Regions from separate parts of the Homo sapiens genome. Here region 2 is linked to region 1. The links are chromatin loops, found by intact Hi-C in ENCODE. Cell type or tissue: PC-9. All regions are shown on one strand.

Evidence for each region. Hi-C counts contacts between places; a loop is a spot of excess contacts. Peaks named below come from ENCODE experiments on the same cell type or tissue, not always from the same donor. Only the 100,000 strongest peaks of a DNase experiment are listed, where the experiment ranks them.
Region 2: it touches region 1 in a loop (7-fold over the local background); 1 of 110 quality-filtered maps calls a loop at or near these places.

Annotation. Positions count from the first base shown.
Region 1 is chr7:46,134,743-46,142,742 of GRCh38, reverse strand. No RefSeq gene overlaps it. Among named protein-coding and RNA genes, the nearest start is that of IGFBP3, 220 kb to the right of the region's middle. In PC-9, no CTCF peak of the experiment used is centred here; a DNase peak (open chromatin) is centred at 3,462; H3K27ac peaks cover 2,373 bases.
Region 2 is chr7:46,069,785-46,077,784 of GRCh38, reverse strand. No RefSeq gene overlaps it. Among named protein-coding and RNA genes, the nearest start is that of IGFBP3, 150 kb to the right of the region's middle. In PC-9, no CTCF peak of the experiment used is centred here; DNase peaks (open chromatin) are centred at 4,914 and 6,004; H3K27ac peaks cover 799 bases.

The DNA.
Region 1 (8,000 bases):
CCAGCACTATTTATTAAATAGGGAATCCTTTCCCCATTGCTTGTTTTTCTCAGGTTTGTCAAAGATCAGATAGTTGTAGATATGCGGCGTTATTTCTGAGGGCTCTGTTCTGTTCCATTGATCTATATCTCTGTTTTGGTACCAGTACCATGCTGTTTTGGTTACTGTAGCCTTGTAGTATAGTTTGAAGTCAGGTAGTGTGATGCCTCCAGCTTTGTTCTTTTGGCTTAGGATGGACTTGGCGATGCAGGCTCTTTTTTGGTTTCATATGAACTTTAAGGTAGTTTTTTCCAATACTGTGAAGAAAGGCATTGGTAGCTTGATGGGGATGGCATTGAATCTGTAAATTACCTTGGGCAGTATGGCCATTTTCATGATATTGATTCTTCCTACCCATGAGCATGGAATGTTCTTCCATTTGTTTGTATCCTCTTTTATTTCCTTGAGCAGTGGTTCGTAGTTCTCCTTGAAGAGGTCCTTCACATCCCTTGTATGTTGGATTCCTAGGTATTTTATTCTCTTTGAAGCAATTGTGGATGGGAGTTCACTCATGATTTGGCTCTCTGTTTGTCTGTTGTTTCTGTATAAGAATACTTGTGATTTTTGTACATTGATTTTGCATCCTGAGACTTTGCTGAAGTTGCTTATCAGCTTAAGGAGATTTTGGACTGAGACAATGGGGTTTTCTAGATATACAATCATGTCATCTGCAAACAGGGACAATTTGACTTCCTCTTTTCCTAATTGAATACCCTTTATTTCCTTCTCCTGCCTGATTGCCCTGGCCAGAACTTCCAACACTGTTGAATAGGAGTGGTGAGAGAGGGCATCCCTGTCTTGTGCCAGTTTTCAAAGGGAATGCTTCCAGTTTTTGCCCATTCAGTATAATATTGGCTGTGGGTTTGTCATAGATAGCTCTTATTATTTTGAAATACGTCCCATCAATACCTAATTTATTGAGAGTTTTTAGCATGAAGGGTTGTTGAATTTTGTCAAAGGCCTTTTCTGCATCTATTGAGATAATCATGTGGTTTTTGTCTTTGGCTCTGTTTATATGCTGGATTACATTTATTGATTTGTGTATATTGAACCAGCCTTGCATCCCAGGGATGAAGCCCACTTGATCATGGTGGATAAGCTTTTTGATGTGCTGCTGGATTCGTTTTGCCAGTAATTTATTGAGGATTTTTGCATCAATGTTCATCAAGGATATTGGTCTAAAATTCTCTTTTTTTGTTGTGTCTCTGCCTGGCTTTGGTATCAGAATGATGCTGGCCTCATAAAAAGAGTTACGGAGGATTCCCTCTTTTTCTATTGATTGGAATAGTTTCAGAAGGAATGGTACCAGTTCCTCCTTGTACCTCTGGTAGAATTCGGCTGTGAATCCATCTGGTCCTGGACTCTTTTTGGTTGGTAAGCTATTGATTATTGCCACAATTTCAGATCCTGTTATTGGTCTATTCAGAGATTCAACTTCTTCCTGGTTTAGTCTTGGGAGAGTGTATGTGTCGAGGAATTTATCCATTTCTTCTAGATTTTCTAGTTTATTTGCGTACAACAAAAAAACAAACAACCCCATCAAAAAGTGGGCAAAGGATATGAACAGACACTTCTCAAAAGAAGACATTTATGCAGCCAAAAAACACACGAAAAAATGCTAATCATCACTGGCCATCAGAGAAATGCAAATCAAAACCACAATGAGATACCATCTCACACCAGTTAGAATGGCTATCATTAAAAAGTCAGGAAACAACAGGTGCTGGAGAGGATGTGGAGAAATTGGAACACTTTTACACTGTTGGTGGGACTGTAAACTAGTTCAACCATTGTGGAAGTCAGCGTGGAGATTCCTCAGGGATCTAGAACTAGAAATACCATTTGACCCAGCCATCCCATTACTGGGTATACACCCAAAGGAGTATAAATCATGCTGCTATAAAGACACATGCACACGTATGTTTATTGTGGCATTATTCACAATAGCAAAGACTTGGAACCAACCCAAATGTCCAACAATGATAGACTGGATTAAGAAAATGTGGCACACATACACCATGGAATACTATGCAGCCATAAAAAATGATGAGTTCATGTCCTTGGTAGGGACATGGATGAAACTGGAAATCATCATTCTCAGTAAACTATTGCAAGAACAAAAAACCAAACACCGCATATTCTCACTCATAGGTGGGAATTGAACAATGAGATCACATGGACACAGGAAGGAGAATATCACACTCTGGGGACTGTTGTGGGGTGGGGGGAGGGGGAAGGGATAGCATTGGGAGATATACCTAATGCTGGATGACGAGTTAGTGGGTGCAGCGCACCAGTATGGCACATGTATACATATGTAACTAACCTGCACAATGTGCACATGTACCCTAAAACTTAAAGTATAATTAAAAAAAAAGAAAAAAAATCAACTCAAAATAGATTAAAGACTTAAATGTAAGACCCCAAGCTGTGAAAGAACTAGAAGAAAATACAGGGCAGATGTCCATGACATTGGTATGGGCAAAGAATTTTTAGCTAAGACCTCAAAAGCATAAGCTACAAAAGCAAAAACAGACAAATGGAATTACATCAAATTAAAACGCTTCTGAGGCAGGAAAATGGCAAGAACCCAGGAGGCGGAGCTTGCAGTGAGCCGAGATTGAGCCACTGCACTCCAGCCTGGGCAACAGAGCAAGACTCTGTCTCAAAAAAAATAATTAAAATAACTTAAAAATAAAAAATAAAATAAAAAGCTTCTAGACATCAAAAAAAATCAACAAAGCAACTACTCACAAAATGGAAAAAAACGTTTACAAACTATAGAAGTAGATTATTTCAATAGCCCTATCACTATAAGGAAAATTGTGCTGAGAATTTTTTAATTAAATCTTAATTTAATCAAGATTTGACTTTCAAAATGAAATCTCTAAACCCAGACAATTTCACTGGAAAATTATACCAAAGTTTTAAAGAAGAATTAACACTCATTTTACACAATCTATTCAGGAAAATTGAAGAAAGGACGTTCATTTGCCAATTCATTTTATGAAGCTAGTATTATCATGATGCCAAAACTAAACAAAAGCAAAACAAAAAAGGAAGAAAGAAGGCCAATATCCCTCATGAATACAGACACAAAATTCCTTAACAAAATACTAATAGAATGCTGTAATACATAAAAAGAAGTATACACTATAACTACGTGGCGTTTACTCCAGGGTTGCAAAGCTAGTTCAGTATTCAAAAATCAATCAACATAATGCACCATATCAACAGGCAAAAAAGGAACAATTACATGATCTTAGCAATCAAAGCAGAAGAAGCATTTGAAAAAAATTCAACACTTATTCATAGTGAAAGCTCTCAGAAAAATAAGAGTGCAGGTGAACTTCCTCATCTTGGTATGAAGCAGCTGCACAAAACCTACAGCTCACATTACACCTAATGATGACAGACTGGATGTGTCCTAACATCAGTAACTACATAAGAATGTCTCCTCTCATTACTCTTAGCCAACATAGTGCTAGGCATTCTCACTAGTGGAATGTAAAATATTTAGATGTAAATCTAACAAGGCATGTGTGTGACAGACATAACACATTTATGAGCTGGAAAACTCAACACAGTAAAGTTGTCAATTTAAATACTGATTTAATGAAATCTCTATTAAAATCTTAGCAGGAATTTTGTTGATATAGACAAGATTATACTGAAACTTATAAGGAAAGGCAAATGAATTAGAATAGCTAAAATCATTTTGAAAAAGAGAAATAAAATGGGATAAACAAGTCTATTCAATATTAAGAATTTTTATATAGCTATAGTAATCAGGACTATTTGATGTTGGTAGAGGGACAGACAGAGATTTAAAAAATGAACAGAAATAAACATAAATAGGCCCAACTGATTTTTGACAAAGGTATATAAATAATTCAACAGAGCAAAGATAACCTTTTTCAAAAAATGATGCTGGTGCAATTGAATATCAATAGGCAAAAGTAAATGAACAAATGTCAAGCTAAGGGTAAAGTCTTATACTTTATGCAAAAATTAATTAATAATGAATCACAGACTTATATGTAAAAAGTAAAACTATAACATGTTTATAAAAACATTCAGAGAAAAAATGGAGGCATCTTCGCTTCTATCTAGGAGGAGCTGAATGAGTGAATTACCTAAGCTTCCATCTAGGAGGAGGTCTATTAAACACCATGTAAATAGAGGAGACGATATGACAATGATAACTGAAACCAATGAAATAGACAACAAGCAACAGAGGAAATCATGAAACCAAAATCTGGTTATTTGAAAAGATCAGTAAGTTGGCACAATTCAAGTCAGATTAATTCAATAAAAAGAACAGAAAATACAAATTCAAGAATAAAAAAGAGGATACACTCACAGATTCGACAGATAAAAAAAATTTAAGAGGATACAATGAATAAGATTTTGCCAATAAAACTGGCATTTTAATAAAATAGCAACTTCAATGAGAGACATAAATTACCAAAATTGACTCCCCAAGAATAGAGAATATAAGTGACTCTTTATTAATGAAATTTAATTTGTAATTAAGATCTGTTCACAAAGAAAATTCCAGATCTCAATGGCTTCACTGATGAAATCAATCAAACATTTACCAAGAAGTAACAGCAATTTTACACAAATTTCTGCATAAAATGTAGGAGAAAGGAATATTTCCCAACGTATATCAGAAGCTCAGCATTAGGCTGATACCAACACCAAACAAAGACATCATAAGAAATGAAAGTTAGAGATCGGTAACTTTCATGAAAGAAGTCACAGTAAAATTCTTTGTAAAATATTAACCTCTCCTCAGATACACCATGCCCCGTGCCTGGTCTGTATTTTGAATGGGAGGATGGGGGACATGGAAAAAGAAAAAATATTAGCAAATAGAATTTATCAAATTATGAAAAGATATTGCATCATGGCCTAAAGACATTTAACCAATGAATACAAGGTCTAGCAATGAAATGAAATTCACCATTTAAAAAATATAAAGAAGAAAAATCTTATGATCATTACTACAGATGTGTGTATGTGTGTAATATAACACAGACATAAATATATGATACATACATGCACATATACATGAGCAATGATTCTATCTATTTACAGATAGTTAAGTTTTTCATAGATACCCTTTATCTAGTTAAGGAAGTTCCTTTCTATTCCTAGTTAGCCAAGATTTTTTTAAATCATGGATATGTGCTAAATTTTATCCATGTCTATCTATCTATCTATCTATCTACCTACTTACCTATTTATCTACCCATCCATATATCCAAATATAGATGCTTTCCCCTAAAATTAGAGACAAAGGTAGAATGTCTACTCACTGCTTCTATTAAATTGATGGCCCAGGACAATAAGGCAGTACCAATTAATAAACATTATATATATTAGAAAGGAAGAATCAAACTGCATCTGTTAACAAATTAATGTTCAAATTCACAGAGAATCCTAAGGTATCTGCAAAAAAAGCTACTAGAGTTAACATATGAGTTTAGCAAGGACACAGGATTCAAGGTCAATACACAAAACTCAAATAGATATATCCACATACTAGGAAAGAACAATTACATTTGAAGTTTAAAAAATGGTGCCCTTACACGCCTGTAATCCCAGCACTTTGGGAGGCCAAGGCAGGCGGATCACGAGGTCAGGAGATCGAGACCATCCTGCCTAACATGGTGAAACCCCGTCGCTACTAAAAAGACAAAAAAATTAGCCGGGCATGGTGGTGGGCGCCTGTAGTCCCAGCTACTTGGGAGGCTGAGGCAGGAGAATGGCGTGAACCTGGGAGGCAGAGCTTGCAGTGAGCGGAGATGGCGCCACTGCACTCCAGCCAGGGCAACAGAGTGAGACTCCGTCTCAAAAAAAAAAAAAAAAGAAAAAGAAAAAGAAAAAAATGGTGCCTTAAAAACATCATACAAAATAATGCAATTTATTTAGCAGAAATTAATTTAGCAAAATATGTGCATGGTATAAAACCTTACTCAGACCAGTGAAAGAAAGAAAGAGATATACCATGTTTATGCATTGGAAGGCTCAGTATTAAGATTTCAGTCCTTTACTAATTGATCTGGAGATTCAAAATAATCCAAAGTAAAATCCCCGGAATCTTTTTGTTGTTGTTCTTGTTGAGAAACTGACAATTTGATCCTAAAATTAGATGGAAATGTAAAGGGTATAAAATAACCAAAATAATTTTGAAAAATTAGAACAAAGTTGCACAGATTATATGTTTTCAAGACTGTTGGGAATATAAAATGGTACCACATTGTGAAAGACAATTTTGCTGTCTGTTATAAAGTTAAACATTTACTTAATATACAATCCAGAAACTTTATTCCTAGGTATTTACCCAAGAGAAATGAAAACATATATCCACATAAAATTTGCACACAAAAGTTCATAGCAGCTTTTTTCATCATGGCTCCAAACAGGAAACAACCTAAATGTTCAACAATAGGCGCACGGATAAACAAATTGTTGTACAGTCACACAGTAGAACACTAACAACTGCACAAAAAAAGTTATGCTAGAACTCTTAGGTCTGAATGTTTATGTTCCCCTAAAATTCATATGTTGAAATCCTAACTTCCAATGTGATGTTCTTAAAATATACAGCCTTTTGGAATGATTAGATCATAAAGGTGGGGTCCTCCTGAATGGGACTAGTGCTCTTACAAAAGGAGTCCCAGAGAGTTCCCTCATACCTTCCACCCTATGGGACACAGAGAGACTGCGTTATCTGTGAAGCAGGAACCCAACCTTCACCTGATGGTGAATCAGCCAATGCCTTGATCTTGGACTTCTAGCCTCTAGAACTGTGAGAAATAAGTTTCTGTTTTTTATCAACCACCCAATTTTCAGTGTTTGTGTTACAGCAGCTCAAATAGAGTAAAACAGGAACACACACAACATGAATAAATCTCAAAACATCATGCTGACAAAGCAAAAAGCCAGACACAAATGTATGCATGCTGTATAATTCCATTCTTATTAAAACAGTAGGGGGAATGTAATCTATGGTGACAGGAAAGAGACCAGCAGTTGCCTGGTGATGGAATTGTGGGGGATTGACTGAGAGGGGGCAAAGTGAACTTCTGGGGTCTTGGAGATATTTTTTATCCTCTTTGTTGTGGTAGGTACACAGGTTTATGAATTTATTAAAACTCATCCAAATGTACACTTAAAATAAATATACTTTATCATATGTCTCTTATACATTATGCTTCAATGCAGTAGCTTCTCCAAGTAAAGTGATATGATTTGGCTGTGTCTTCACCCAAATCTCATCTTGAATTGTAGCTCCCACAATTCCCATGTGTCATGGAAGGGACCCAGTGGGAGGTAATTGAATTATAGGAGCAGACCTTTCCCGTGCTGTTCTCATGATAGTGAATAAGTCTCACAATATCTCATGGTTTCATAAAGGAGAGTTCCCCTGCACAAGCTCTCTCTTGCCTGCTGCCATGTAAGATGTCCCTTGCTCTTCCATCATGATTGTGAGGCCTCCCCAGCCATGTGGAACTGTGAGTCAATTAAATTTCTTTCCTTTATAAATTGCCCAGTCTTGGGTATGTCTTTATTAGCAGTGTGAGAACAGACTAATACATAAAGGTTGAATTAGTGTGTGTGTGTGTGTGTGTGTGTGTATGTGTGTGTGTGTAATGGGAATCAATATTAAGAAAGATGGGTCAATGATCCCAGTGCATGTCATGGGCATGAACTTTCACTTTCATCTTGTGTTTGTAGTAGGGTGCAGATGGGGTAGATCCCTAATCAGGAGGCTTTCCACACACCAAAGAACATCCTGACAATTTGCAAGTAGCCTCAGTGGAGGGCTTTGGAAGGAACAGGAGGGCAGGTGCTCTGGGCTGACAAAGGGAAGAGCCATTTGGGCAATACACAGTGCCTGTGCACACAGGAGAGGCCTGTGACTGGGGCTTCTTGGAGAGGCCTCTTGC
Region 2 (8,000 bases), 65 kb after region 1:
CTTTTTTCTCTCAGTGCTTTAAAGATGTGGGTTCCATTGTTTCTGATATTCATCCTCATTTTTATATGTGTTTCTCTATACATAATATGCCTTCTTTCCTCTGGCTGCCTTTAATACATTCTCTTTATCAGTGACTTACAGCAAGTTGATTGTGATGCTGCCTAGTATAATTTTTTTGTTCTTTATTCTGCTTGATGTTTGCTGAGCTTTCTGGAATTGGAATATAGTTTTCACTGAATCTGCAAAAATTTCAACTACTCTTTCTTCAGTTTTTTGTTTGTTTCTCTGTTATTCTTCTTTCCTTCTGGGAATGTATGACACATTTTTTAGGTGACATGTTCACTAGCTCATTGTTACTTTATGTTGTAGGCCTTTTTTTCTCTTTGTGTGTTTCATTTTAGATAGTTTCCATTGCTATTCCTTTAAGCCCATTAAACTTTTTTCTTCTTCAGCGTCTAATATGTTTTAATCCCATTCAGTGTAACTTTCCTATTTAGAAATTTACTAGTTTATCTCCAAAAGTTTTATTAGAATATTTTTACAGCTTCTATTTCTTTCATCATCATATCCATGTTTATTCTGCATTCTTGAACATTTGGAGTGTATTTACATTTGCTATTTTCATGTTATTGTTTACTAATGCTATCATCAATGTCATTTCTTGGTCTGTTTCTATTGATTGATGGGTTTTGTTTTGTTTTTGCCCCAATCCCTCTGTGCCTGGTAATTTTTTATTGGATATCAGACATCATACATTTTACATTTTTGGATGATGAATATCTTCATATTGTTTTAAATATCTTGGGGCTGTGCTCTGCAACACAATTAATTTACTTAGAGCTGAAGTTACTTAGAAACCTTTTGAGCTTTGTTTTTGATCTTGGTTAGGGAAGATCCAGAAGAGCCTTTTGTTTAGGGCTGATTTGGCCCCATTACTGAGAAAATGCCTTTCTAAGAACTCTACCCATGGGACATTATTAGGAAATATTTCTACTCTATCTGGTGGGGTCACAAACTATTCTGTCTTGTGTAAACTCTAGACATGTTCCCAGCTGGTTTCTTCCCTGTCCTTTGGAGTTTCTTCACACATATTCACAGACCAGGACTCAGCCAGAAGTGAGCCTGTTGATCTCCAGTGCTTGCTGTCTCTCTCTCAACCTCTCTCTCTCTCTCTCTCTCTCCCTCAGTCTCTCTATCTCTCTCTCTCTCTCGTGTGTGTGTGTGTGTGTGTGTGTGTGCAGTTCCTTCTTGGCTTAGACAATCTACATCACAAACTCACAAACTCTACTATCATTATTCACCTAAAACTCTGATCTCTGCCTCGTTAATTCAGCAGAAATGCTTGGCTGTGTTTGGGTTGTCCCTTTCCATCCTGTGGCCAGGAAGCTCTTTTCAAATACTTAACTGGGCACTCGTGAGGCTCAACTCACCTTCTCTTGAGGATACATTTCTTGAGCTGCCTATTTTCCATAATCTGAAAACCATTTGTTTTATATAATTTGGCTGGTTTTGTAGGAGTTTTATGGCAGGATGGTAAATCTAGTCCCTTTTATTATGGCTGAAGAAAAATTTATGAACTACAATATGAGTTTTTATTCTTGAAGTGATATCTCTTTAACATTCCTTCACTGGAAGATGAGCACTAAGCATATTAACATATGCTGTCTTTTCTCTTCTGCCTCCAAATCCCTTCCCAGGAAACTGCCCCCTTAGCTTCCATCTAAGACTGGCAGGCTTGCAGTGAGGTATTCTGGGTGAGCCGTATTTGAAACTAAGATCTTGCTATGGGAGAGAAAGTGATGTACATTCAACTGTCTCCTCCCATAACCTCATTTACATAAGATCCAGAAGTCATGCAGAAAAATATTTTATTCTTATTTGAATTCTGACATGGACTGACTTAGATCTATTGACAAGAGAGTAAATTTCAAATGACTCACCACAAAAAGATAGAAACATAAGTCAGGTGATAGATATATCAATTAACTTGTTCTAAGTATTTCACAGTGAATACATATATTAAAACATCATGTTGTATCCCATACTTGTATACAATTATGATTTGTCAGTTAAACAAAAAAAATTTGAATATTAAATTAAAATAATTTTACTTAAAATGCTGAGATTTTTTTCTATTGAAAAATTCTATTAGACCTTATTAGATAATTTAAGAAAAATCAAAATGTTCACAATGTGATGTTAGCATTCATCCATCTGGTTGCCAATGTAAAAAATCAATATTGTGCTTCACATGCTGTGTCTTAGTAGGTAGATAGCTACTTAAGAGTAATATGAATTATTTAATAATTTAAAATGTTCCTCGATTCCATGTGCAACTTTCCCAACCCCACAGTCATTCATATGCCTCCAAAGGTGGGAATTTGAAGGAGAAGAAGAGCAAGATAGCAGGCATTGAGCACTGTGGGGAAATGCGACTTGATGATGCAAGAATCCATGGCATCTCTGCTACCTCAGCAAGGCATCTGCACCCTGGGATGCATCAGCCCCTGGACTTCTGCACAACAGTGTCTTTGTCTCCTTGGCCCCGGGAAGTTGCCCCTTTTCTCTGGAGGACACCAGGAAGGAGAGGGTCCATAGCATATCCCTGACAGCTGCAGGAGCTGCCAGCCTGGCCACTCAGGGTCCTTTAAAGAATTTATATTCGGGAGGGTCTGTGACATGAAGGGCTCTTTATTTTTGAGATGTCAGGACTCTGTGGTCAGCTTGCAAGGAAATAAACACAAGAATTGAAAGTGAACCCTTAGAAAATTGAGTATGACTTACCAGTGGAATTTATGGCTGTTGAATCTAAAAAATCAAAAACAAAAACAAATGAATAGCAGGGCTTGTATTCCTTATGTCTTTTCATTTCTTTGTTCTAGTAATTTATTTCTATTATGTCTTATAAAAGTTTTGGGCTACAACAGATTAAAGGGAAAACAATATACTGACTTGTTCCCATAGAAATCTGAGAAATTCTCTAAATGTGGGCCTGAGTCTACAGCAGAACTCACACTGAGCTGGGGAAAAGAACACTTCTATAGAGTATCAGAAATTGTCTTCCCATTGACTCATTACATTCTCAAGTTCTCAATCAGAATCACTGGATAGCAGATTAATTTTACTTGGACTAAAGTGTGTCTTTTTCCCTCCAGGTTTATTGAGATACAATTGACAAATGTACATGATATATACTTAAGGTGTACCACTTGATGTTTTGATATAGGTATACATTGTGAATTAATCACCACAATCAAGCTAATTAGCGTATCTATCACCTCACATAGTTATCAACTTTATTTTGGTTGGGGGGAACACTTAAGATCTACCCTCTTAGCACATTTCAAGTATATAATAGAGTATTGTTCAATATATTCACATTGCTCTACATTAGCTTTCCAGAACCGATTCATCCTGTCTAACTGAAACTGTAAGACCTTTGGCCAACAACTCCCCATTCCTCCCAGCACACCTATAGTCCCTGGCAGCCATAATTCTATACTCTACTTCCATAATTTCAACTATTTCAGATGCTCTATAGAAGTGAGATCATGCAGTTTTGGTCCTCCCTTGCTTGGCTTATTTCACTCAGCATCACATCCTCCAGGTTCAGCTGTGTTGTCACAAATGGCAAATTCACTTTGTTTTTAAGGGCAAATAATATTTCATTGTACGTATATGCTACAATTTCTTTATCCATTCATCCAGTGACGGACATTTAGGACATTTCTACATCTAGGCTATTGTGAATTATAAAGTATGTCTTTTCTGTTTATAGATTTACTAGTTATCCTTTTACACAAGTCTGGATCACCACAGAAAATGGACAAGAAAATTTGGACGTGAAGATCAGATCCTTGCCGTGCCCTGATGGTAAGATCAGAATGGGAAGCTCACCTGTAATCAAACTGCCACTTCTTTACCCATCTGAAAAAACAACGATCCATGTTACTGAAACGGCCAAAGATCCCTCACCATATCCCCATTTGCCTACTGCTGTGAGTCATGAAAATAACCACCTAAGCGATTTTTCTCAAAGGTAAAGGACAATATCTCTGCCATTAAATGTGAAGTGTGGTGAGTTATGGAACATGCAGCTATACAGGCAAAGTCACCCCAGTGCTGTCTCAGCCACACACATAGCCCAGCAGCCTGACAGGTTGGAGTCAGGTGGCATTCTCCCTCTTGAAGGGGTTTAAAAGTGAAATGTGGGAAGTAGAGTCAATAATTCTTATCATCAATAACAGCCACAGTGGTCAAATATCTCCTTTGAGGTAGCCTGACAATGGAGAGTTCACTTATATTAATTCATTTAATAGCGACAGAAATTACAAAATCTGTTCTATTATCATTTTACAGACAAGGAAATGAAAACACAGGAAGTTTGTGTAGCTTATGTGAGGTTTCATGGTTATACCAGTGCCTGTTCTCTCTGGGCTACTTACTAGACAAAACTGCTTCAACCTCATTTTGTTTGTCCATTTTTAAATCTCAATAAAGACAAAACGTTTTTCTTTGGCCTTTAAACAACATCAGCTGAAATAAGTTTTCTAAAATTAATTTGTTGTTGTTTTATACTGCTTCATGTTCAAGGACTCAAAATTTGAAATAGCTGGTGGAGTGAAATTCAGCTAGATTCAATGTTTCTATCCCACAGAAATTTTTTAAAACTTGGAGTTTAGAATGTTGACCTTATAAGATGGGTGGCACACATTGATGTGCCCAATGTCATACCACAAGTTGGTGGCAGGGAGACTCAGTGATGTGCTAGAGCTGGTTTGTTATAACTCAAGAGAGCCCATTGTTAAATACTTGAGAATTTGGCTAGCCACTTGTGAAACCTTTGGTACCTTGAAATCTTGAAATCAGTCATGATGGAGTACTTATACCAGGCAAATTGCCAAACACAACAGAAACAAAACAAAAGAGAAAACAAAACAAACTTGCTTGCTTGCTTGATTATTTTCCAGAGAACAAGTTTAACATCATACCACTATTTGCTTTCCAGTATCCAGAATGAAATCTTACAGCCTTCTTCTTAGAACTTGGCAAATATTTAATGAGAGAAAATGAGAAAATGTGAAATTGACTAGGTTGCATATTTTTATCTACCTTCTAATAGTATGGCTATAGGCGCAAACCTATGAAAGTTTACAATTACTTCCTGCTTGATTTGGCTTTAATGATCTATACTGAAGAGACTCCCCTAAGTACTAGCTCTATCCAAAATATCTTCAGAACTAAAAAGTTAAAGAAAAAGAACTAACATGGACCTATTAAGGACTTCAATTACCCATTGGAAAGATGAAGGAAGCTGGCCTTGTTGAATATTTCTTTAACCAAATTTACTACAGAATAATCAAAAATATCTGAATTATTCTCCGATACTGAAGTCCCAGGAGTGAAGGAGAAGAGTCCCAGGAGTGAAGGAGAAGAGTGGTTTGAGAGAGAGTTAGATATTAGGAAGAACCCCTCAATTTTCATGGACTTGAGAGCTGGCAACCTGGACAAGCTGGTCTCCCTCTAGTCCAGGCTGAGTATGTCTGGCTGGCTATGTGAGCACTTAGGAATCATGCCAATGAAGATATCTGATAAGAACATTTTAGTTTCTCAGACTTAAATATGATATGGTTTGTACATAAGGTCCATGGAGACATGAACTCAAATTCCCTGCCTTAACTCCAACAACGAGAGATGTGCACCTACCCAGAGTAGTGTAGCACCTACCCAGAGGCCCAAAGGCCTCACCTTCTGATACCATCACATTGAAGGTTAGGATTTCAACATAACAATTTTATGGGAACACAAATGTTCAGTTAATAAAATTTCACCCCAGGTCCCCAAATTCATCTCTTTCTCACATGCAAAATATGTTCATTCCATCTCAACAACCCCAAAAGCCTTAGCTTGTTTCAACATCAACTCTAAATTCTAAAGTCTGAGGTTCATCTATTTAAATCAGATATGGATGAGGCTTGAAGTGTGATTCATCCTGAGGCAAATTCCTCTCCAGCTGTGAACCTGTGAAACCAGACAAGTCGTGTGCTTCCAAAGTATAATGATGGATCAGGCATAAAATAGACCTCCCCATACCAAAAGGAGAAAGAGCAAGGGAAAGAGAGACAGTTGGCCTCAATGAAGCCCAAAACCTAACAAGGCAAACAACATTGAATCTTAAATTTCAAGAATAATTATTTGGGTTGATGCTCTGCCTTCTGGATGCACTGGGGCAGCCGTGTCTCACTCACAGCTTGACAGGGTGCTGCCCACTCTGTGGCTCTCAGCCAGGGACCCTCAGCTCTCCTGGAGTGTGGACTCCAGGTGACTGCATCCTATTTAAACAACAAACATCATGTTGGGGGTTAGGATTTCAACACTTGAATTTGGGGAAATGCTGAAACATTGAGTCCATCATATGCAGCTACTGTGTTTAGCCACACCCCTTGTTGTTGAAAGCCCAGCAGTGACTCAGGGGCTTTGCGCTCATGAGGCTTACATTCAAGCCATATTTATATCTAAATCGCTAAATCTACCAATAGGAAAAAGTGGCTGACCTCCACAACTAGGAAGAAGTCCAACTCACCAGCTTTCCCCAAGGACGGTAGCTTGTAATTTTTAGAAAGAGGCTTGAATAGGAACCACAAAGCCACAATTCTCAACTCCCAGGAATTCTAAAGGCTCAATGCACTTTCATAATGGAAAAGTGATTCTCAGAAAATTGTCTTCTAGGCAATTATATTGGCTTTTATTAACAATTCTGAGAGTAGAGGACCTACCATGTGCAAAATCTCAGATGGATTACACAATACCATTTACAATTGCTCCAAATGTATATATTCAGGTATAATTCTACCAAAACATACAGAATCATGTGGAAAATTTTAAGTACTAATTTTTTTATTAAAAATTACCTACATAAATTGAGAGACATCCATACAATGGATAAGATACCACCCATGGATAAGAGACTCAATATAGAAATATGTCAATTCTTTCAAATTGACCTATGAGTTTAATACAATTCCTGTAAAAATCCCAGCAAATTTTTTTTACAGATATAGACAAGCTCGTTCTTGCATTTATATGGAGAGGACAGAGCCTACAATAGCAAAAACATTTCATAAAACAAGAATAAACTGAGAGGAATCACTCAATCTGCTGTTAAAGCTTACTGTATAGCTACAGTAATCAAGACAGTATAGTACTGCTGGAGGCAGAGACACATAAAATGGAACAGAATTGAAAATCCAGAAATAAATGCACACACATATGTCCAATTGATTTTTAATGGACTTTTTTTAGAGCAGTTCACAGCAAAAACTGAATGAAAGGTACAGAGACTTTCCATATACCCCCTACTGGCACACAGGCACAGTCTCCCTCATTGTCCGTATTCCCCCGCCAGAATGGTACATTAGGTGCAATCAATGAACCTACATTGACACATCGTTATTATTCAGAGCTTACAGTTTCCATTAGTGTTCACTCTTGGTGTTGTAAATTCTATGAGAATAAAATATGTAATAACATGTATCCAACATTAAAGTATCATTCAGTATAGTTTCACTGTCCTATAAAAACCTCTGTGTTCCACCTATTCATCCCTCCCTCCCCATTAACCCTGGGCAACCAATACTCTTTTCACTGTCTTCATACTTTTGCTTTTTCCAAAATATAATTAGTTGGCATCATACAGTATGTAGCCTTTTCAGATTGGCTTCTCTCACTTAGTAACATGAAATTAAGCTCTCTCCAAGTCTTTTCATGGTAAATAGCACTGAATACTATTTTGTTGTCTGATGTAACACAGTTTGTTCATCCATTCACCTACCAAAGGACTTCTTGGTTGCTTCTAAGTGTTGGCAATTATGAATAAAGCTGCTGTGAACGTCCAATGTAGGCTTTTGTGTGGACATAAGTTTTCAGTTCCTCTAGATAAATACTAAGAAGCATGACTGCTGGATCATATAGTAAAAGTATGTTTAGTTTGTAAGAAACCA